Linked DNA regions of Mus musculus: region 2 is linked to region 1. Evidence: chromatin loops called from intact Hi-C (ENCODE). Cell type or tissue: left cerebral cortex. All regions are shown on one strand.

Region 1 (8,000 bases):
TGACTTGGTTGGGGTCACGCACCTTTCCCCCCTTGAACTTGGAAGCAGAGTTTCTTTACCATCACGTCACGTACTGTGCACACACTGTTTTCTGTTTTGTTTTAGACAGGGTCTCACTATGTAGCCTTGGCTGGCCTAGTACTCACTATGTAGACCAGACGGCCCTCCTCGAAATAATAGATATTCTCCTGCCTCTGCAGGCATTAAAGGTGTGTCCTGCTAGGCATAGTCCATGTTGCTCGTCTTTGTCAACTTCACACAAACTAGAGACACCTGAAAAGAAACAACAGTTAGAAGTTGCCTCCGTCAGACTAGCCCACGGGCATACCTGGTGGGACATTTTCTTGGTGACTGGTATAGGAGGGCTCAGCCCAATTTAGGAATGTGGTCCTGGCTTGCATAAGAGAGGTGAGAAAGCTATAGGGATTGTGTTGGTTTGGATCAGAACGGCCCCCATTAAGGCTCATATATTCGAATAACTTAGTCTTAGGGGAGTAGTAATACTTGAGAAGGCCAAGGAAGTGTGGCCTTGTTGGAGGAAGTGTGTCACAGGGGGGGTGGGGGGGAGCCAGACCTAGTGGCTCAACTGTTACCTGTTGTAACTGGCTGCCTGCAGATCCAGCTGTAGAACTCTCAGCTACTTCTCTAGCGTTATTTCTGCCTCTATCGTGCCAGCGTGCCAGAGTGCCACCCTGCTCCCTGTCATGATGATTATGGACTAAACCTCTGAAACTGGAAGCCAGCACCAGAGAAATGCTTTCTTTTGTAAGAGTTGCCGTGATAATGGTGTCTCTCCACAGCAATAGAACACTGAGGAAGACAGGGGAGCAACCTGGAAGCAGCTCTCCTCCACAGCTTCTCCCTGCAGGTCCTGCCTTGACTTCTCTTGGTGAGGAACCTGGGTGTAGTTAGATGAGATACCACCCCGCCCCCCGCCCCTATTTTTCTTCACATTGCTTCTGGTTTTAGTGTTTACAAGGGCAACAGAAAATAAACTAGTGCCCACATTCCTCTTCAGACAACGCATCTGGTTCTTCTAGGAACCCCTTGGCTTCCTCTCAGCCCCGAGCGACACAGATTCTCATTTTTGAACAGTGGTGCGAGCTTCCCCACCCCAGTTACAATCAGATTCATAGTTTCCATTCAAGCATATTCCCAATGCACCGGCCATGAAGAACAGGAAGGCCGATCTGGCCTGAGCTAGTTTTAGGTATATGAGCATTGAGGTAAAGCTGTATCTTCAGGAAACCTTACTCCTATACAGAATCGGATGCGCATTTGATTAAGACCAGGTGCATCATGGGGAGAGACATACAGCCAACTTTGAGAACTACCATAACTGCACCCCTTAGTCACCAGCTGCTCCTTCTCTTGAACCCCATAAAAGCAACTTCCAGCAACAATTGTGGCCCTTGAGTATCCTCACTCGTGCGGTCGTTGTCGAGTTTGCCAGGGAACCCTTCTGTATCTTCGTGATCACTGCTTCAAATGAGTCTTCTTGCTTCTGTGCAGATCTGTGGGTTTGCAGTTCTCTGGGTAAGACGCCAAGACCCTGGAAACACCCGATAACACTGAGGATAAGTGACCGTCGAGGGCTGCGCTTAAATGGGGGCATCCATATCACCTGCATCCAAGGCTCAGGGGGACACTGTGAAGGGAAGGTCGAGATGACTTCAGAGCCGGAGGATGGGGAGGCTGCCACAAAACGGTGTCTCCTAGTCAAGACATGGCTGCACACACCTGTGAAGTCACCGAAGCTGTTATCGTTTGTCCAAGACAGGGCTCATCAACACTTCATCCCTGACGAGAGAGGGACTCACGAGGCCCGGCCCACTCCCAAGGCATTGTTAGCAGAAATGGGTTGCAGGGGAGACGTGTGTCTCCTCCGTGCTGCAGCCTCTGATAAGCACGTCATCTCTGTTCCAGTAAACAATCCCACCCCGCCCCCATGCTCATGCAAGAAACCAGAATTAAACTTAGTGGGTCATGGGGGTGGGGGTGGGGGAACACCACACTCTGCCTTTTGTGCCTGTGAGTTTAGAGCTTTTGAGCTTATGACCTTCCCAGCAAGAATCAATAAAGTAGGGGATGCCCAGGCAGGGCAGACTCTGGAAGGACAGGATGGGAGGGAAGGTTGCAGTCTCTGTTCTCCTTTCTGGCTCAGTGTTGGGTCGTGGTTCACCTCCTCTCTGGCATTGAAAGCAGCTCCCATCCTGACATCTTCTAATATAACCCCAGGCGGAACAGAATGAGCAAACAGGCAGGCCTGAGGAGCATGGGGTAAGAGGGAGGGTGACTGCAGGGTGGGGGCTAGGAGAGAGCACGCTGCTGCTTCTGGAGCAATGGTCCCCGACCTGTGAGCTGCAACCCCCTTGGGAGTGGTGGGGAAACCCCCTTTCACAGATATCCTGCATATCAGATATGTACATTATGATTCATAATAGTTGCAACGAAAATAATTTAATATTTGGGGGTCACCACAGCATGAACTGTGTCAAAGGGTCATAGCATTAGGAAGGTTGAAGGCCGTTGCTGTAGAGGTCTGGCTGAGGCTCCTGCGTCATTGGGGGCTGTGTGACAGACCACAGCAGACCTGGCTGCCCAGGGCGTGGTAATGCAGGAGGGCTGGGGGTGGGGGTGGGGGTCGGTAGACCCGGATCCGCCTTCTACCAGTCTGCAGACAGAAGCCAATTCTTAGTGAGGAGGACAGAACAATAACTGAGGCCACAGGCCCAGGACTCCCTGGGGACATCCAAGGCTCCCGTGCTGGCTGTTAGAGGAGCTGGGTGCCAACCCATGGCATTTTGGATTTCCATGTAGTTGGGTCTACAATTGACATGAAAACCCATTTCTCATTAGAGCCCCCTCCCTGCCTGCTCAAGCCCATCTTTTGCTCTCTTCTATTCTGTGTGGAGGAGCTCTCTCTGAGTGCCTGCCTGCATGTATGCATACAAACCACACTCATGCCTGGTGCCCTCAGAGGCCAGAAGGCCACATTGGAACTGGAGTTACGGATGGTTGTTAGCCAGCCTGTGAGTGGTGGGATTGAACCTGGGTCTGGAAGAGCAGCTAGGTCCTTAATCATGGATCCCTCTCTCCAACCGTTGTCGTTTTGAAATTGCTTTGTGGAGAGCCCTTTGGGGTGCTGGCATTGGCCAAGGACAAGGAAATGCTCTGGCAGGAATCTGACACTGGCCATGACAAGGACGTAAGCTCAGGCAGGAATCTGACTGGGCTGTAATAGAGAAGTAGGCTTCAGGCAAGATTTGGGGCTTGGACAACGAAGTGGGCTCAAGTATTTTGGTTGTTCTGACAAGCCCTTTTAAACAACTGTCACAGGACTATTCATGGGACTTCACTTACTGCCTTGCTAGTTCCTTATTGTACTGCTCGCCCTGAATACTTGCAGGTAATTTAAATGGTACAAAAAAGCGGATTGGGAAAGTTAAATTTGCCTTTTAATTGTCTTGGAATTGTCTACTTTTTTCTTTTCAATCCTCACTCCTGAGCTGGAGAACCTGTTGACTGACTGAGCGGGCTTGGTCATTGCTTCTTGCTAGGTTGCTCTGGCTGGCCTGGAACTCACAGAGAGCCCCTCTCTCTGCCTCCCAAATAATGAGACTACAGCCATGTGCCACCATGGCCAGATTTCGTGGGGTTTTGTTGTCGTTGTTGTTGTGGTGGTGGTGGTGGTGGTGGTTTTCCAGGCTGCCTCCTTATGTAGTTGAGCTGGCCAGGACCTTGCTACAGTTCTCTGGTCATATCCTCTAAATGCTGAGATTACAGATATGTGCAGCCATGCCTGGTTTTGAATTTTTTATGAATTGCTGGTCATAATTGTCATTGATTCCATTTTAAGGGATATTCTCAATAGGTAGCTAAATAATCGTACTAGTTGCAAAAACATATTTCCAGTGAAGAGGTGTTATTCCATTTTAGAAGAGCGGGGAGCGATAAAATTTTAGTCGTGAGCGCCACCTAGTGGACACCATGTGCACCAGGTCACTGCAGCACTGTAATCTGTTTACCAGTGTACCTCAGCTTTTGCACGGATTTCCAGCAAGACTTCTGTTTACCGCTGTGAACAGACACCATGACGAAGGCAACTCTCATAAGGACAAAATTTAATTAGGGCTGGCTTACAGGTTTGGAAGTTCAGTCCATTATCATCAAGGCGGAGCATAGCAGCGCCCAGACAGGCATGGTGCAGAAGGAGCTGAGAGTTCTCCATCTTCATCTGAAGGCCGCTAGCCGAATACTGGCTCCCAGGCAACTAGGGGAAGGGTCTCAAAGCTCACTTCCACAGTGACACACTTCCTCCAACAAGGCCACACTTCCTAATAGTGCCATTCCCTGGGCCAAGCATATTTAAACCCGCAGAGCTTCTAACACTTCTAATCTTTAGTCTACCCATCCAGGTAGCTGCAGCAGTGTGGTGAGGTATGCCAGCCATTAAATCCTGTCCAACAGCAGGCCAAATTCTTCAGAAACCAAAGGAAGCAATGAGAGTTAGCAGCTGATAAAGTGAAGATAAAGTGACTGATAAAGTGAAGAATTAAAACCCCACAATCCCTCGTCGTTTAAATCCTTGCACCCGGCTCAGAAGTGTCGAATGCGCGTTTAGAGAGTTATTGCAGAAGCGGGCGTCAACTTCAAGTTAGGATTTTCCCAGCCTCAGAGCGTCCCATCTCTTCCCCCACGGAAAGGGGCTTTGCTGAACCTGTGATGCATCTGCCCTCTAAGTGCTCTTAATAGTCTCCCGAGGGACATCTGGGTGCTTTCCACATTGGCCTGGTGAGAAGGGCTACTGGAGACACGCATGCGTGCTGTGCATAAATCCTCAAGACTCTAGTTATGGGTCCTACCATTATTGTGCATTATTTTTTTGGTTTATTTATCCTTATATTCACACTCTAATGAATTTTTAAACTGGAAATATTTTTTCTCACATATCTTGATCATGGTTTTCCTTCTCTCTACTCCCCCAGCTCCTCCCCCTCCCTTCCCGTTCGAATCCACTACCTTTCTGTCTCTCATTAGAAAACAAACGGACTTCTAAGGGATCATAATAAAGTAAGGTAAAAACAAAACCACATTAATTGGACAAAACAAACAGAAGGAAGAGCCCAAGAGGAGGCACAAGAACAGAGACTCGCTTGCTTGCATGCTCGGGTATGGCACAAAGCACGAAACCGGAAGCCATAATATACGAGCTCCGCCCTGGCACAAAACCGGGCAGGCCCTGCGCAAGCCATGCCGCCTGGGTCTCTGTGAGTTCACGTGAGCTTTGGTCATGTTGATTTAGAGGGCTTCGTCTTCCTGGTGTCCTCCAGCCCTCTGTCTCTAACACTCTTTCTGCCTCCCCTTCCACAGGGATCCCTGAGCCGTGCAGGGAGGGATTTGATGGAGGCAGCACACTGAGGTCGGGGTGTCCCAAGGTCCCTCGCTCTCTGCATAGTGTCTGGTTGTGGGTCTCCGTTTGCATCTGCTGCTGGAGGCGACTCCTCTGATGATGGTGGACAAGGCTTCCCTGGCTGGAGTCACATGTTTAATTTTTTAAAGAAGCCACCAAAACTTTCCACATCGCTACCGTTTTACTCTTCCACTAGCATCGCGATTTGTTGCCCCTCAGCTTGCTAGAACTTTCTACGGCCACTGTTTCTTCCTTCAGCTATGCTCATAGATGGAGAAGATGACAAGGGCAGCAGGGCAAAGGGTAGATGTGCTGAGTAGAGACGGATGTGAGAACAGAGCCACTGGCTTGGGTGATGTTGGCAAAGAAAAATGAGTCGCTTGAAACGTGCCCTGAGCCAGGACATTAGGGCAGCAGCAATTGGGAGCACAGAACACTCAGATCCAAACAGCTTCAGTTAGTGACAAAAGGTGGAGATGCTACTGAGGGAGACTATATACTCCTGTATCCAAGTCGCCGAGCTCCAAGACCAGCTGTACTCGGGCCCCATGTGCTGTGAGGCTGTGCTGGCACAGAGCCCCACAGCACACAAAAACTCATGCTTCCTGCAGAAGGAGACCAGGGAAGCAGCTCCGGCTATTGGGTATTTTTATTTCTTGTCACACATGCAGATCTGCATGGGTTGAACAGCCAAATAATTTCAGATAGAAGCCACCGTGTGAAGGGTGCCCTGACTGACCCCACCCCCCACCCCGTTCTGGGCTGTGTCCCAGTGACATTGCTGCCCACAAATATATGCAGGCCGAGTGGAGGAGGTGGCCTCAGGAGCCCCTGGCTGGTTTACAGGTAGGTAGCCGGCCATGACCCAGCCTGAGTGACCAGTGACTGTAGAGTCAGAGACTGCTTGTCACCTAACCAGCCCTTTAAGTTGGTCTGGTGGCAACATGCATCAATCCTCATGGTTTACCTCTCCTGCTCCTGAGGGGGAGGGCATGGGGGCGGGGAAGAAGCAGCCACACCTCCTCATCCATCTGCACCAGAGGCTCTCAGAAGACCAAGTTCTCTCAGAGATCTGTCCTCCACCCCCTCACACCTGCCATGTCGCCGGCTCTACCAACTCCTTGCCAAAGTACCCTGCTGTCTTCCTTCCGTTCTGTGAGGACACAGATCTCAGGATGGTTGGACTGTAGGGTTTTTTTATTTTTTGTTTTTTTTTTTTGTTTTTGTTTTTTTTTCCAGCAATCTGGGTCATGTTGTCCCTCTCCAGGGGAGGCTTTTCTGGTGGCTTCCCAGCAGGCCTTGCTTGGCATAGTTTCTCCTTCTGGGCTTCTCTCTGTACAGTCCCCGGGGCTCATTCTCGCTGTCTTAGCTCTTAGCGGGGTTTTGTTTAAATCTGTTTTTAGCATGAAGGGATCTGGAGGAAGGGAGAAGAGCTATAGCCCAGGCTCTCATGATACCTAAAATCGAGGTATCAAACATTGTTTTCTGTACCTGAAAGAACACATAAATTGTGCAAATGATGCAAGGGACAGCTGGGCTAGGCTGGGCACTATGACAGCGCTGTGACAGTGCCCAGCCCAGCTGTACACACCTCCTCATACAGACCCCACGGCTATTTCTTCCAGTCTTTTTCCGCCCCTGCCATCCCCAGCAATCCTATCTGGCGAATTCCCATTCTCCATCCTTTCCCTTCTTCATATGTTGCCTATAGTTTTTGTTTGTTTTGTTTTGTTTGTTTGTTTGTTTTGCCTTGGTGCAGGCAATTTTGTGCATCTTTTAAGGGGTGTGGCCCTCCAGCCCTTATCAGGGACTTTGCTACATCGAAACATGTAGTTGTTTTTGGTTTGCACATCTCTACTGCTACAAAGGCGTTGGTCTCTCACACTGTTCCTACCATAGTTTGTCTCTCCTGCTAACGCACACTTTGCCGTTTCTTTTCCCCATGAATGCACAGTTTGCCGTTTATGTCTCCCGTTAACGTACAGCTGGGTTCCATTCAGCTTTGCTGCGCTGAGGACGATTCCCCCTTCCCCTCGGGTTCCCATGTCAAGATGTCTGGCTATGAAATTGCAGCCTCCACTTCACTGGTAAAGGCCAAAGTGACCCCACCAGTTTATGTCCTCCATCCCATCCCTGAAGTGCCTGTGAGTTATCCACGTCTAAGCAAGTGCTTTAGAATGGCTGCCCACGGGGGATGTAAGCCATGCACAAGGAATCCCCTCTCCTCTCCCTTCAGAGCCGTGGAAGCAGTTTTCACTGGCTTGGTGCTGTTTGCTCATCTTCAAGTGAGTCCCGGGAGGGAGGGGCTCTCCTGGAGACGCTCCCACTGAACGGACCCAGAGGTGCTCCAGGCTGTGAGGGCTTGGAAGGTTCTTGCTCCGTGGAGCCCCTCCACAACACTCAGGATCTAAAGCGACAGGAGCTTGGTCTCTGGAACTCGACCACGTGAGAGGGACTTCCTGACTCTGAAGACTGGGCCCCCCCGCCCCCCCCCCCCCCCACACACACACGGAGAGAAGATGAGCCTTTAAGCCCAGGGCGCAGCTGCTGCTCAGCCTGGTGTCAAAAGATAAAGACGCAAACAGGA
Region 2 (8,000 bases), 390 kb before region 1:
AGTTCTGAGCCCCATTTTTTAATGGGGTTATTTGATTTTCTGAAGTCCACCTTCTTGAGTTCTTTATATATGTTGGATATTAGTCCGAAAATGGATATTCTTAACCTCTGAAAAAACAATGGAAATGCACAATGATTTGCTAGGCACGCATTAGAACTGATACCACAAGAGGGCGCAAAGAGCAAAGACATTTTCCATAGAGCCATTTTTGGTGTTGGAGCCCTCGATAGTTCTCAGCCTTGGGCACCATCTCCAGCTGCTTTCTCATCCTTCCTCGTCAGAGTTTAAGTTTATCCTTGGCTTACTTTCCAGGTGGCAATCGAGTTTGACCAAAACGTCTCCATCGCATTCACCTGCCTAAGTGCAGATTGCAAGATTGTCCATGAGTACATTGGTGGCTACATCTTCTTGTCCACCCGATCCAAGGACCAAAACGAAACGCTCGATGAGGACCTCTTCCACAAACTGACTGGCGGTCAGGACTGAAGTGAAGCAGGCCCACTTGGCCTACATGGACTAGGACTTCCTTCCTGAATGGGTAGGGTCTGTGGCTTTCCCTGTGTGTAGCTGCAGAGCAACACAATGTATGCTTACCATCAGATGCCCAGGTCCTGCCTCATCTGAGCGCACTGAACACATCCCTCTCCTTACTGTGCCTCAGGCTGCCAGCAGTAGACTGGGCTCCTGCTTCTTTTCCTATAAAGTGGGTGGAGGGGAGAGAGGGCTGGTACCCTATGGATGCTCTAAGGCCCATCATGGCTCCCCAGCAACATGGCTTTGCAGGCACATGTAAGTGCTAGCCGGCAGCTGACCTGCTTGTATGCCTCACGGTAAGTCAGCAGTGAGCAGAGAGGGGTAATAGGGATGCATAGCAAGTACAAATCTCGCTCCACACACTCTGGTCCTTCCTTTACAAAACTGAGCGTAGCTTACATCTTGCCAAAGTGGCAGAGGGAGTCTTAACACCTTTTTTCTTTGGAGGTCAAAGAGATGAGTGGGAAGGAGCAGGTTACAGGGGTCTTCGGCATCATCGGTTTACTGTGACTGTCACATCTGTTAAGGTGACCACTCACCATCTGGTCTAACCGTTGTTCCTCACAGTATGGCTGACATGAGAAGCTCCACTCCTAGAGAATCCCACAGACACACTGAAGCCCTTCTTAAAGACACAGGTGCTGAAGGGATAAGTGGGAGCCCAGTCTCAGCCAAGATCCAAGACTCAGTCGATTTGGTCCTGGGCTGGGTCTCAAGAAAACAGGCCTGGTTCTCTGTTAACCAAAAGCAACTTCCACAGAGCTGGAAAGATATAGGTCAGCAGTTAAGAGGGCTTGCTGCTCTTACGGAGGACCTCAGCTGAGTTCCAAGTACCTAGCTTTAAGGGATCTGATGTCTTCTTCTGAACTCTGTGAGTACCTGCACACACACACACACACACACACACACACACACACACACACACACACACACACAAACCCTGGCAGGATTCCAAGTCCATTCAGGTCTCCGTTCCAGCCAACCAAGCCAAGTAAGAGAAGGCAGGCAAATCTGTTTCAGAGTCCACCATGTTGAAGTTCTATTTTTAAAGTCATGTCCGGTCTGGGTTATAAAAAAGTGTTCTTACCACTCAGCTGCATTCTGGATGTGGAGTCTGCCTCTATGATCCTTGCCATTTTTCCCTAAACACCTTCAGCTTTGTAAATCACAAGACAATAACAGACTCTTGGGAGCTGTTTTTTGCAGTATCATCCCTGTCCTGCTATAAGCATAAGCCCTTGGCAGCTGCCTGAATGTCATGTTCTGGTTTTTCAGTAGGAGGGAATGAGTGGGTTTTGAGTAAGTGGACTGCAGCCTCAGAGCTAAAGGGAGGTGTTTTCTATTGTCGATACACAGCCTTCTCCTTCCACACGAACTCAGACTGCACAGATAGAGCAAGAGCTTTCCTTGAACCTGGCATGTTTTAGGGTTTTGGATGGAGCCCAGAGACCTTCAAGCCTCAGCTGTTGCTTTGTTTCCCAACAAGGTCACCTGGGAAGGGAGAGTTCTGCAATTCTCAGAAGACTGTCCTGGCCTGAGACCACAGACATGAGCCAGAAGAACCTTCTGGAGGTTTCTTTTAGCCTTTCCAGATACCCACTGAATTCCTGGGGCTCAGTTTTGGTTGGCAATACTTTAAGCATTTGGAAGATCTGGTTCCCATCATCAAGAACTTAATGTGGGGTGTTTTTCCACAGTCAAGTATGTTAAGTGCTGCAGGAACCATGGTGCTGTCCTTTCCTCTGCTGTCCTGGGCTCTGCTGTTTAGGGCCTAGACAGGGTGCAGGATACTCCTGGGTGCACTACACTAGGCTGGGTGGAGTATACACACAGTGTGCATGCCTTTAATCCCAGAACTCAGGAGGCAGATGCAAGCAGACATCTGTGAGTCTGAGGCCAGCCAAGGCTCCATAATTTTTCAAATGAAAAATATTTGCATGCTATAGCCTGGACAGATCTTCCAAATCCTGGTCACAATGACCTCCTTGATTACATGTCACCTTGATTACATGTTGCCCATGAGAATTCAGCTTCCCTAGAATGCCAGACCAGGCCTTCAGGTCAGCCCCTCCTTTGCTTTGTATGGTTGGCTGAGATTTCTGTAAAACTCCTGGAGGAGTTGGCTCCCAACGTTATGCAGTTTTAGGTAGCATTTCTCCCGTGGTTACACAGCTACATCTCAAAGGAATAAATTGGTATAAGAGGAAAAGGCTAAATGCCATTGTTCTAAAGAAAAGTATGGTCCTTTTTTTTTAGGAAGAGGGGGTTAACATTTGGATACAAATGGTCAGGTGACTTGTCCTTGCTGAAATTGTAATTTGTTTGTCACACACATCCCATTCACTTTACTATCTGCCATAGATGCTGAAATCTGCACTGTATTATTTATATGAGTTTAAATTTGATTTTTATATGTGTTTGAATATAGTTCAGTTGTGGCCTATCCTGCCTGCTGTCTTGTTTAAAGGTGACCATTCTCTCTGCTATGTAGGGAGAGCCCACTCAGGCCTGCCATGTGTCTCTGCACACCAAGATTCCAGCTCCTTCTCCAGGCAACTAGAGTGTGCTTGGCCTTGAGTTCTAAGATGTCAACTAAGACCTTTTCTTAATCTTTGCTTTTAGCTCTTCTCTCATTGGTGGGTATCAGATACCCTGTCCTATCCTCACCATGGCCTGTCTTGCCCCTTTCTAGATCTTGAGAAACTACCAGAAAGCAAATAACCATATAACAAGAGAGAAAAGAAGAGTCAAGTTCCCAGCGTTTGATAGCTGAATGCTGAGGGCACCTCTTTATTTCAAGGATAATGATCCCTATGGTTTATAGAAATCTCTCAACATGCAATTCTCACATCAGCCCATAGGGGGCAAAAGAGCTCTTCTACTCATTCTACTGAAGAGCCAAAACTACCCTCAGCTTGTAGGACTGAAAAGCCCTGTGGAAAAGGATCCGAAGCCAAGTTTGTCAACCTTCTCCAGCCCTGCTCAGCCTTGAGGCACTAGCCACCTCCCACTCAGTGAGGTTCAGTGTCCCCAGGTTCAGTGTGACCCAATGGCTTACCATTCCCAGCCACCAAGTCAACATGCCCACATGGGAAACATGCCCGCTTGGGAAACTGGCTGCACCAGAGTTAGATGGGTAAGATAGAGGTAGACCAAAGAAGTCTGGGAGACCGAAGAATACCTCACTAGAAGGTTTTTGTTGCTGTTTTAAATTTGGGTTTTGAATCTAAACAGTGAGGAAACAAGGCGTCTTTCTGTCTGAAAGCTAGTCCTTTCGTCTGCAGACTTAGAAGCCAAGGTGCTATGCAGTAATTATTTCCTGAAGTAATTTAAAAATCATTTTAATTGATCTAAGGATGTATCTCGGTTGGGAGAGTATGTGCCCAGCATGCGTGAAGCACGATTTCAAAGCACATCCATATAATTGTGAACTTAAGTGTACATGGTAAATTCTCAGACTTCTTCGCATAGGAAAACTGTCCTGCTAAGTAAAGAATAGGATCCTGATAATTAAACCAGACCTGAGTCCAGAGTCACAAGGAACCCAATCTTTAATGCCACCAGATTAAAAGATATAGACTCCAGGAATGCTCCCAACATTTGTGATCACATGACATGAAAAAGCAGGCTCTAAGGGTGAGGCAGAGCCCTTTGTGGGGGAGCAGAAGACTTACGGGAAGGGAGGCCCCAAAGCCTATGTGGTATGATTCAAGCAATGCATCCTCCTGAAAGGCCTTGGGGACCCTCCATAGGGCCTGTAACAGGGAAGGCAAGGTGCTGGCAGTGGGGCAACTAGTTTGAAACCTAGCTGGATTGTCCACTGGCCTGTTAGGAGAGAGCAAGGACACTGTTCCTGGCAGCCTGGCATTGTAACTGTCAGATATTCTGGGAACTGGAGATGGCTAGAGTACTAACAGAAGGGGCTAGGTCCCTATGCTGTCACTCAAGTTTCTGCCTGTCCTCAAAGAACCAGGACTGAAAGCCAAGCTAACCTCTGAGAACCACTACTACTTTTTGTTTTTTAAAGTAAAACCAGTGTCTCTTTCCCCCAAAGATACAGACATCAAATGTGAATTTCCTCATTGCTGTTGAAGGCCAGGTGCCATATGTTAAACCCACATTGGTTTCAACCTGAGGCCTGGCTACTCCAAGTGTAGCTACTCCAGAGTCGGCAAGGCTCTGTAAGGCATATGGAAGGAGGCCTGTGCAAATGTCAATCCAACCTTGTAATCTTCAGCTCCTCTGACTATGCCATTTACATTTCATGCTAAAAAGACAGGCTGCTCCATTAGCACAGAGGCCCCAGGGCAAGAGAGATCCCAGGAGGTGAAACAGCTATGCAAAGTTAGGAGGCAGTGGGTGAAACCAGCTGCTACCTTCCCCAAAGGGCAGTTTCAACAATATAGCTCATAGGTTGTGGCAGAGAGAGATTGGTTTTGAGAGAGGCGTGGAATGATGCTGACTGTCACTTGTGCTCCGTGCCTCCCTCAAGCTCTCTCCTCAGTCAGGCATGGACTATAAGCTTCATGGCACAACGTTAGAAATGAAGTGCTGGGGAATGTTTACAGACTCTGTGGCGGGGGGGGGGGGGGGGGGGGGGAGGGGGGGGGTTGGGGGGGGGGATGCTGATTTGTCAAGTCCTAGGATGTAAAGACTCATGCATGCCACAGCTACTGTGACAGTAGTGGGCAGAGGCTTGGAAGGAACGAGATGTGGACATCAGGTGACCCCGCTGAGATAATCCAGCCCCAGCACACAGTGTAATTGTGCATGAAGTCACGAAGCTCATCAAGGTCATGAACGAAGGAAGCAAGGCTTTGAGTCCTGATCTTCTGAACTCAAGTACACTCTTCAGCACTGCCCTTGACTTTTCAGTGTGAATTCAGACTTCTATGCCAGGAATCCTGGATTGTAGTTATTATTCATGATAGCATCCTTTGTGAGGCAGGGAAGTGTAGAGAACAGTTTGGTTTCCCAAAACTCCACCTCCCTCTCTCCTTTCTCTGTTCTTTGTCTCTGTGTCTGTCTGTCCGTCTGCCTGTCTCTCTCCCCTCTCTGTATCCCTCTGTCTTTCTGTCTCTCTGTCTCTGTCTCTCTGTCTCTGTCTCTCTCTCTCTCTCTCTCTCTCTCTCTTACAGAGAAATGCCTCCATAAGATCTACTGTTGTAGGTGGTGCCATCCCTGATATGGTGGTCCCAGGTTCTACAAGAAAGTGGCCTGGGCAAGCCATGAGGGAAAAGCCATTAAACAGCACCCCTCTATGGCCTCTGCATTAGCTCCTGCCTCAAGGTTCCTGCCCTGTTTGTGCTCACATTCTGACTTCCTTCAGTGATGAACAATGATGTGGAAGCAGAAGCCAATTAAAACCCTTTCCTCCTCAAGTTGCTTTCAGTCATGGTGCCTCAACACAGCAACCATAACCCTAACTTGGACAGTCATGTTCTTTGTCACCTGAAAACACTTAGCTCAGACCCAACCACCAACAGGTAATACCCGAGTTGATTTTTCACAGAAGATATTTAAGTGAAATTCATAAGATCATGGAATTTCCCTCTCCAATTACTTTATATTAGATTCCAAATGCCACATTTTCTACTAAACAGCTCTTCAGATGCCAAGTGTCATTGTACTTTTCCAATGGGTCACTCATTTGCAAGTCTGGGTCAGCAGTGGGCTCAAGAGGGAAGATAAGGCTATCAAACCCCAACCAGAGATCTGCAGCAAACACTCAGCCCAAACCTCCCTGCTGCTCACAAGTGGTTGATGCCAAATCACACCAGAGAGCAATGACTCTCCCTGGGGGACCAAGCCTCATTTGGGAAAGCCAAGTGAGATGTTGTCCTGACCTTTTCCTTCCATTGCAGCTGACTCTGGAAGCCATTGCTCTCATCAGGAGAGCAAATGACCAGCAAAGGCTTGGAAAACAGTTGCTAAATAGCTCCTTCCTTGTAACCTGTAGAACAGAGTGTCACAAACACAAAATCACCGAGGCAGGAAATAAACAGGCATGTGGTATAAGGTCATTTTGCAAGTCATACACACCCTACCTCCTATTTGTAGAGGAGAAGAGAGACTGAAGGTGACACATTTGTATTCGGTGTGTTAAAAAGATGCTCTCGTACTGCACATCATAGAGAAGAATTGCGTTGTCCATGATCCTAGCAGCTTAGCACTGTTAATGGCACATGTCTTTTGAGTTAACAGTCATCCCTAGTCCAGATGACCCTGGAAGAGTACAAAGTGGATACCAGCAGACACTAAATTTATTGGACTCATCATTTTGAGAAGTCCCTGAGTCAAAACATCCACAGGAGGAAGGAAAGAAGGCAAGGACAGTAATGAAAGCTAGACATCAAAACTCTCAAAACCCAAGCCAGCCACCTAACCAGAGGGGCAAGCCTGAGCTCCGAGGTGAGCGGACGCCTTTGTCCTCACCTAGTCCCTACAGGCAATCTGCAATGATGATGCAGATTTCTAGATGCTAATCCACTATCTTCTCAGCTCTCTGAATAAAATGCAGCATTAGACTCGATTCCTGTCTCTGCTCTGTGGCATCTGAAGGTGTCAGGCAGCTGTGAGGGCAGGTATTCCGATTTCAATACTCCCACATGACACAGCTGGCTCAGTGGTGAAGATTGCATATTGCTCTTGTAGAGGACCCAAGTTCTGTTCCCAGCACCTACGTTGGATAACTCACCGGTGCGTGTGACTCCAGCCCCAGGGTAACCCAGTGCCTTGCATCTGAGCTCACATGTGCATACCCACATACAGAGACACCTACAAATGCATAATTAAAAATTAGAAGTAAATAAATGTTTTTTCAAAGTGCCACATGGCACAATATATATGGGAGCCTAATAGACCTACCACTAATCATTTTCAACCTGTGGTACAACTCAGGTATTGTAATTCAACCAAATCAACTTTTGCCCCTTGTTGCACTGGGCTTTGCGTGTGGAGGCAAACTCATCACTGAGCCGCATCCCCATCTCAGCCTCCCTGATCTTTTTTTTTTTTTTTTTTTTTCTCCTGCTCTTCAACCCCAGCTGGTCTTAAACTCAAGGTTTTTCTGCCTTAACCTCCTGACTGTCTGGGTAACTGACATGTGACCCGTGTCTAGACTAAGTCAATTTCTTTTAAAGCATACATATATTTTTTTGCTACTGGAAAATTTTTCTCTATTGAGTCGCTACTTGGGGAAATTGTCTCTTCTTCCACCTAAACCTCCTCATATAGGCAATGCTAGACTACAGATCAGTACACAAGCCAGCAATCCACATACTTTCATCTTGTTGCCTCACCACGTACAGCGTACGGCTTGTACTCCCAAAGTCATCCCTTGGTCCAACAAGGCAGCTATGGCTCCAGGTGTGTCACATGGTGTTAACTCTCCTCAAGGACATTTAAATTATTTGCTCTTTAGTCAAAGTAGCCACAGACTCAGCTAGAAGTCAGGGTTATTTTAC

What was found. Hi-C counts contacts between places; a loop is a spot of excess contacts. Peaks named below come from ENCODE experiments on the same cell type or tissue, not always from the same donor. Only the 100,000 strongest peaks of a DNase experiment are listed, where the experiment ranks them.
Region 2: a loop joins it to region 1, with 9 times the contacts of the local background. A loop is called at or near these places in 27 of 42 quality-filtered maps.

Annotation. Positions count from the first base shown.
Region 1 is chr2:132,512,553-132,520,552 of GRCm38, reverse strand. It overlaps 1700026D11Rik (RIKEN cDNA 1700026D11 gene), which reads right to left. Exons shown (of 4, transcript NR_028286.1): 3 at 147-273. Among named protein-coding and RNA genes, the nearest start is that of 1700026D11Rik, 26 kb to the right of the region's middle. In left cerebral cortex, a CTCF peak has its summit at 3,975 (motif pointing left); DNase peaks (open chromatin) are centred at 3,966, 5,977, 6,597 and 7,694; H3K27ac peaks cover 2,516 bases.
Region 2 is chr2:132,899,154-132,907,153 of GRCm38, reverse strand. It overlaps Fermt1 (fermitin family member 1), which reads left to right. Exons shown (of 15, transcript NM_198029.2): 15 at 313-2,975. The coding sequence ends at 486. Among named protein-coding and RNA genes, the nearest start is that of Lrrn4, 22 kb to the right of the region's middle. In left cerebral cortex, CTCF peaks have their summits at 172 (motif pointing right) and 3,391; DNase peaks (open chromatin) are centred at 192, 1,534, 1,813 and 3,404.